Regions from separate parts of the Homo sapiens genome. Here all the other regions are linked to region 1. A link is an interaction called in ENCODE POLR2A ChIA-PET data of the cell type or tissue named here. Cell type or tissue: PC-9. All regions are shown on one strand.

Region 1 (2,500 bases):
GACTTGAAGAATGGGTAGGATTTATCAGTTGAACTAGAAGGAAAGGTATTCCAGGCAAATACATGCAAGCAGAAACATGAAGGGGTGAAAGAGCATGGGATTTAGATCCATACAATGATATGTTTCTGATAGTGGGCATGTAGCTGGTCAGTTCATGGTTTATTAACCCTTTTTTTTGAGTCATGGAACTCTGGGAGGGTCGAATAAAAGCAAAAATTTCTCTCCTCAGAAGAGTGTGTACAGACACACAAACACAACTTTCTGGGCATTTTCACTGAGTTCATGAACCCTCTGTCTTGATAGACAGAGAGGGTTAAATGTCCTTGATTGAATTATTTTATATATGTAACATATATATATGTGTAAAAAAAATTAAGAGGATTAATGACGATGTGTCACCAGCTTCATCTTCTCCAACTATTAGTGTTACCTTAATTCAAAGATTAACTCATTGAAGGCCCATAATAAGCTTAACCATTAAGTGTTTATAAGCAGTTAATCTTTTGTCTCCAAAATTTACCAGAGATCATGGGTTAATTTCCTCTACCACAATTACTTTTTTCTACCCCTTTTGGTTAGAATGGTTAGAATTTCAAGAATATACATTTAGAATGTTAATTGAAACAATCAAGCATGGGGATAGGCCTGAGTTTCAGACTTTTTTTTTTTTTAACACTGAAATCTAAAGCAAACTGGGGAGTGGTGTGGCTTTTCTGTGCTGTACTGTTGTCTGGGCTTAGTCTACCTTTGCAGGTAATTAATTCCCCAGCCTGCTTATTTTTTCTAGTTGGCTCTTGTTTAGCTTCCACAGAGCCCCACCCCAAAATGCTTTATTGTCCCTCTGCTATTTCTACATATGGTCAAAATCATCTCACCTTCCGGGTTGCTGACATCGGCAAATTCAGTTTGGCAAACTGGGCTCTGCTCCCAGTAACCCTTTGTTCAAGAAGTGTTATTACAAAGGATCCGAAGCTAACAAGCCTGTCCAATCTCTTCCACTCCTAGATATACTCCTAAGGAGAAACTCTTTGTGTATTTGGATTTACAGCCACAGGCAGGATATTAGCACTCCCAGACCTACTGGGTACTAGAACACTGCTAATGAGCAAACAGCCCTGACTCAATTAGTGGTTTGTGAAATATTCCTGGATATCAAATTGCTTTTGCTGCCTGATAATCACACTGGCTCTTGGTATGAAAAGCAACCAAGCAAAAAATTGTTCCCTTGTTAAGCACTGCCTTGTTGATCTCCTAAGTTATATCTGTAGGTAGAATTCAAGTTTCCCATTTCCCCAGAGCTGAGGTTTGATTTACGCATGTAATCATTGAGTTAGTACTAGTTCATGTTTTCTCTTGTGAATCTTTTCCATAGTATTAGATTACTATCTTTTGAGACTTATTCTATATTTAAACAAGGTTGATTATTTTAGAAACAAATTAAGAAATAAGCTACAGACAGACCCAAAATGCTAAACTGTTAGTTTCCATAGGCATAGGGGTTTATTTGGGGGTGAGGTAGTAGAGAGAGAGATAGAGATGGAGAAAGAGGGAAAGAATTAATGAAATTGGGAGACTGTTTCATTCAGATCACAACTTCTAGTTTGACTCTTCCTAAATTCTTTGCTTCTTAATTTTCAAATCACTTCAGATTGCAGCAATGTTAACCTCAGCAACTAAAAATAAAAACTTCAGTATATAACTTGGGAAGAAAAAAGTAGTAAAGGGAAGCAATTCAAGATCTGTTATTGGTATTTGAATACATTTATTGTGACAAGAATGCTGTTATAAATATTCATAAGCAAAGGCCATCTTTTTATCTAGGAATTGTCAAAGAGAAGATTCCAAATTGGAAGGATACATCTTTTGTAAAATCTGCCACCAATTCCTGCTTTGAGAATAAGCACCTATTGTAAAATTTCTACTAACATTATAAATGGTCACAGCACATGCCACTTGATACAATCCAAACTTTGAAATGTTTGACTTCTCAGTGGGCTGTCCCTCTCCACTGCAACCCCCCTTCCTCCAGCCTCCTGAAACATCGCACTATCCTTTGGTAAGCAATTCCATATAGATAGCTGGGGGAGGAGGAGTATAACCTGACCATAGCATCAGGTACATCAGGTACATTTATTTCTAAAGTCTAATAGAGAACAGTTTTTACTGCTTAATAGTAAGAAGCACTGAGAGTGATTTTAATCGACATTCTTAACTCTTTCAACTCCACCTAGATAGCTAGTATCTACAGATGATGCAGAAAAGAGGTTAGGGGAGTACTTTCCAATAGTTTATTGTATTTTCTTAAATATCCTTTCTGGAATTTTCAGAAACAAAACATAAAAAAATTATATACTTTATTACAAATGGTAAACTCAGAGTGCTCCAAATCTCTTATTTACAAACAACACTGGGCAGGATACCCAAACAAACAAACAAGAAATAACTTACAAAGGCATGAAGCTGTTTATTGACAGTAATCAGCTTTCATCAAATTAAAAAA
Region 2 (2,500 bases), 290 kb after region 1:
ATTATTACCATTATAGTTGAGGAAGCTGAAACAATGAGAATAAGCAAAGCAACTTTCCCAGGGTTATCTGGGTCATGTAAGTGGTAGGGCTGGGTTTCACACCCAGGCAATCTGTAGCCTATGCTCTTCAGCACTTCTATATATGTTTTCCATGCTTACCTGTGACTACAGTTTCCCTGTTTTGTCCCCTAAGACAACCACTACCAGCTCCAGATAGAAGACTTGAAAATGCACCAAAGAATCTGGACAGTCTGTAGGTGACGTTGTATATGACTAGTTACTATGAATAAAAAAGCAACAAGACTTCATCAACGCTTATTCTTTTCTTTTCTTTTCTTTTTTTTTTTTTGAGACTGAGTTTCGCTCTTGTCACCCCAGCTGGAGTACAATGGTGCGATTACAGCTCACTGCAACCTCCACCTCCCGGGTTCAAGCGATTCCCCTGCCTCAGCCTCCGGAAGTACCTGGGATTACAGGTGCCCGCCACCACGCCCAGCTAATTTTTTGTATTTTTAGTTGAGATAGGGTTTCACTATGTTGGCCAGGCTGGTCTTGAACTCCTGATCTCAGGTGATCCACCCGCCTTGGCCTCCCAAAATGCTGGGATTACAGGCGTGAGCCACCACGCCCAGCCCATCAATGCTTATTCTTTGCCCATTACTATACAAGGCCTATAAGATGTGGTCCCTGCCCTTGAAGAACTTAAATATTCCCTAAAAGTAATATGAGGTACACAACCATTAATCTGGGGGCTAGATAAAAACCTACAAATTCCTTAACAAATAATTAAGGAGTAATGACTCTACACCAGACCCATGGTTTTATGAGACAAAAAAACTGACAGGATTTCTGCCTTCCTAAGGCTCAAAGTGCAATGGCTGAGATAGATATTTAGTAGTTACAAATAAAACACACAAGTGCATTAAATTGTATGTAAATATTTACAGTGTGCAGTAAGAAAAATGGCAGGGGAGTGTTTGCTTAGACTTTTAGATGATGCAATAAAATAGATAAAAATAGATATTTCAAAGCTCAAAAGTTAGAGAAGGGAAAACCCTACATTGCATCAATAAAGGTCCAGCCAAGAGGCAGAAATATCAGAGAATGGAAAAGGTATGTTTAGTCTCAGCTTTGAAAAATGAAGAGGAATTAGACTGAGAATTGGGGAAGAAGATTTTGTACCAAGGGAGCAGCAAGTCTAGAGTCCCTCAGGTGGCACAGAGCTCTGTGAATTTAAAGAACTCCATGAGGGCTGCTGTAGCCAGGATATAGCGATTGAGGGAAAGAGTGGTTTAGGCAAGGCTGGAGACATTGGAAACCAAACAAGGTCTTGCAAACCGATCAAGGAGTTTAAGTAGCTGCAAGTGCAGTAGGAATCCATTGTAGGTTTAGAAAGAGAAATGATTTACGATTAAGACAATCACTCTGGTTGCAGTAGGCATGGTTTATAGATTTAAGACTGAAATAAGGAAAACCAATTAAAAGCTTTTGCAGTACTCCAGGTCTTTGGATGCTAAATTTCAGATACTTTTCACAAACCACAACGTGTACTTCGAGATGCTGCAGCTAGAACACTGCAAACCACATTTCAGCTTGACTAGCTAGTTACCTGCTGAGCTCAGCCCATGGGGGCCACAGCAGGAGGCTGCACACCCGGAGGAGAGAAAGAAGCGATTGTTCCTTTCTGTTTGCTTCCTCCTTTCTGTTTACTTCCCGTTCCTATGTTCATAAGCAATGTCTCTTCACCATGGCAGCAGCAGTTGTTTCAGGAGCAATGGTTAAATCCAATTTGCAGTTTTTCTAACACTCACAGAAACAGCCTCATTGTGCCCCCTCAGTGACACTAACCAATCTGAGCCCCCTCCTCAGAGATCTGGGTCCCAGACCAATGAGACTTGTCCTTCAAACTCAGAAACACTATCATCAGCCGGGCAGTGTCCCTTCTCAGAATCTGAGTTTCATCTCTGCAGGGCCTTCTCTCCCATATTTCTAAGTTTTAATAATGCCAACCTCTTTCTTTGGTTGTCCCAGTCCCAGAGGCAGCCGCTTCCTGTAATTGTTGGCTCCATGATACCTTAGCATTCTCTTTTTGCCATTTTGGTTGTTGAGTTCCCAGGCAGCAATTCTCTATATTATATTCTCCATGTTAAAATAACTGGTATGGTTTCTCTCTCGGCTGGACCTTTACTGATGTAATGTAGGATTTTCCCTTCTCTAACTTTTGAGTTTTGAAATATCTATTTTTATTGTATCATCTAAACGTCTAACCAAATAAAAGGGCAGACCCAGCCATGGAATAAGTATAAGCTTTGTAATCAGAAAAACAGCAGAGCTACTTACTGGAAGTATGACTGTGGGTCTGACCCTTAACCTTTATAAGTCTTAGTTTCTGCATCTATAGAATAGGTGCAGTAAACCTCTACTTCAAATGGTCATTGTGATGGACTGGCACAGGCCAGGCACATATTAGGTAAACAATTTGTGGCAGCTATTATTATTA
Region 3 (2,500 bases), 770 kb after region 1:
AACACAAATGCGAGAACTCAGGATGTTTTTCTTCTATATAACCTTGTAAGCTTTCAAAACTGCCACAGCGTGATAAATTATAGGAAAATGTACTCTTAATCATAACATTTGCAAAGTCTCTTTTTTATTTTACATAAATATAGTAGGGACTCAATGCTTGGGTGGAAGTATTGTTGGTTGGATGAATGGGAGAGATGAAGGGAGACAGCATATTAAATAAGAGAGCTGTTCATGAAGTTTTAAATGTTCCTTTTTTAACATTCTTTTTAAACATTGCTTGATATGAACTATGTGTGTTACATGGAGGGTTGGGAGACATTTAATTCATTGAGTTAGCCTGTTTTTCTGCTATTTGTTTTTTAGTTCAACAAACATTTATTGAGCAACTGCCATCAGTTGGGCATTGTGCAAGTTTCAGGGAAAACACAGTTGATGATGTCACTGTTTTTTTATGCCTGTTTCTTCATCTGCTAATTTTTCTCCTTAAACATTTTGAGGATTGCAGAATAAACTGACACTGGTATGGTCATATGAAGGGCCCCAGCGGTACCGAGGGCTGCACTTGTGTCAAATTGTTTCCTGATGTACACATGCAGCCTGTGAGTTCTCTGTGGATGGCAAAATATGTTTCTCCGGAAAGAAGAAAGCTCCTCCCACCTTTTCTTGCTTTTCCCTGCTTATCTCTGAACCTCTTTTCTCGGGGATAGCCCATCAAAGCACTGTGTGGCCAAAGGAAAAATAAGATGTCAGCTCTCCGACTCATGTGGTCTTGCAGTGAACATCAGCTATGCATGGCTGCTGAATTGGGGTGGACATTAGGCAGAGTGTAGAGAACCTCTTGAGGGGAAATGAGGCCAGTCCTGCCCAATATATATAATTTTAGGTAAGGAGATACCTCAGCTTGTATTTTAGGAGAAGCACTGTGTATATACTGAGAATGGCTGAGGAAGGACCTCCATTTGTAATTCATTTCTCTCATTGTGGGGATGAGAGAACCAGTTCAAACTTTTAGGCCATTTGTGGCAGAATTGGGGCTGAAACTCTTGTTTTTCTAACTCTTAGCCCATGGCTCTCACTGAGTTTCATGGTGAACTAGCACTTCCAAGTATGTTTTCATTATGTAAGACAATTATAACATCATAAAGTGAGGAGTATAGAAAGAACATAAGCTTTGGAGTCAGACAGAACAAGGTCAAATCCTGGCACTGCTTCTTAAATCCATGTGGCCTTGGGCAAGTTACCTGAACACTCTGCTCTGTTCTTCTACTTCTGCATCTATTAAGAGGAAGAAAGAATGTTTACCTTTTATGGATGTTGCAAAGATTAAATGAGAGAACATTCAAGGAGCTCAGCACAGTACCCAGCCTATCTTTGATGTTGATATGTTTACTAGAAAGGAAGAATCCAGTTGTCTCTTGAGAGGGGGTTCAGATGATGATGATGGTGATGATGGTGGTGGTGGAGAGAGTGATGGTAGTGATGATGGTGACAGAGCTACCATTAAACATCTCTTTTTAAGCATTTCTGCAATATCACAACAACCATGTGATGTTGTGATTTTCCTCATTTTATAGCAGATCCTTCTGTCTCCAAATTCCATCCTTTTCTCATAATAGCACACTAGTTCTCAGGTTCTAAGTCTAGATATAGCAGCAGTGAATCTGCCAACCCAAGAAGAAACAAATAAATATTTCCTACACATTTCTTTTTCCTTCATTTTAATTCCCTTTTCGTATTGACTGACCCTGTAACATTAACTTTGCCTGTACTTTATGTTTATGCAACCAGTAAATGTGGGTGATTCTCAGGAATTCCTTGAACCTATTTATGATACTGTGGAGCAGCGTGGCCAACTCCTTTTCTGTCAAGGATCTCAGAATCAATATATTTAAGATCCCAAGATTTTGAGATGTACAGATAAGTGAACATTGGTTGCCTGGCTATTGGATTTTTATCTTAGAGAAAAACCTGTGAGTCTTGGTGGGGAAGAACCAGCACTTTGGAATCAGATTACCTGAATGTGAATCACAGCCCAGTTCCTTGTGAGCTGCATGACCCTGGTGAAGTTACTACTCATTTCTAAGCTTCGATTTTCTTATCCATAAAATGAGGATAATACTAATACCAATGACATTAGTTTGTTGTAAGAATAAAATGAGACATGTATAGAAAGAGCATGTAAAAAGAGCTCAGTTAAAATGAGCTCATATCTTGGGTTATTCCTGTACAAAAGCCTTTGTGCCCTGAATGGAGAATCGTGTCACTCAGGATTCACTCAGCAAAACACAAACCACTCTAATTGTTTAAAAAACCAGTAACTTAATACCCAAAAATGGCGATCCTGATGATGGAGGAGCTGAGAAGGGCTACATTCCCTGTGAAGCAAATCAGAGATCAGTGAAATGGAAGCAGCTACCATCCCCAGGCTGGAGGGACTAAGGAGGGAGGAGGGAGGTGGTGTTCTCATAGTCTGAGGGCAGGGGACACCAGCCGATGCTGG

What was found. Peaks named below come from ENCODE experiments on the same cell type or tissue, not always from the same donor. Only the 100,000 strongest peaks of a DNase experiment are listed, where the experiment ranks them.
Region 2: POLR2A ChIA-PET joins it to region 1 with 10 read pairs; 16 of 35 experiments call an interaction of 5 or more read pairs at or near these places.
Region 3: POLR2A ChIA-PET joins it to region 1 with 14 read pairs; 3 of 35 experiments call an interaction of 5 or more read pairs at or near these places.

Annotation. Positions count from the first base shown.
Region 1 is chr1:58,779,046-58,781,545 of GRCh38, forward strand. It overlaps JUN (Jun proto-oncogene, AP-1 transcription factor subunit), which reads right to left. Exons shown (of 1, transcript NM_002228.4): 1 at 1,746-2,500. Among named protein-coding and RNA genes, the nearest start is that of JUN, 3.8 kb to the right of the region's middle. In PC-9, no CTCF peak of the experiment used is centred here; a DNase peak (open chromatin) is centred at 1,016; H3K4me3 peaks cover 2,073 bases; H3K27ac peaks cover 2,411 bases.
Region 2 is chr1:59,069,827-59,072,326 of GRCh38, forward strand. The region is part of intron 2 of LINC01358 (long intergenic non-protein coding RNA 1358); the gene reads left to right. Among named protein-coding and RNA genes, the nearest start is that of LINC01358, 51 kb to the left of the region's middle. In PC-9, no CTCF peak of the experiment used is centred here; no DNase peak of the experiment used is centred here.
Region 3 is chr1:59,549,655-59,552,154 of GRCh38, forward strand. The region is part of intron 7 of FGGY (FGGY carbohydrate kinase domain containing); the gene reads left to right. Among named protein-coding and RNA genes, the nearest start is that of MIR4711, 180 kb to the right of the region's middle. In PC-9, no CTCF peak of the experiment used is centred here; no DNase peak of the experiment used is centred here.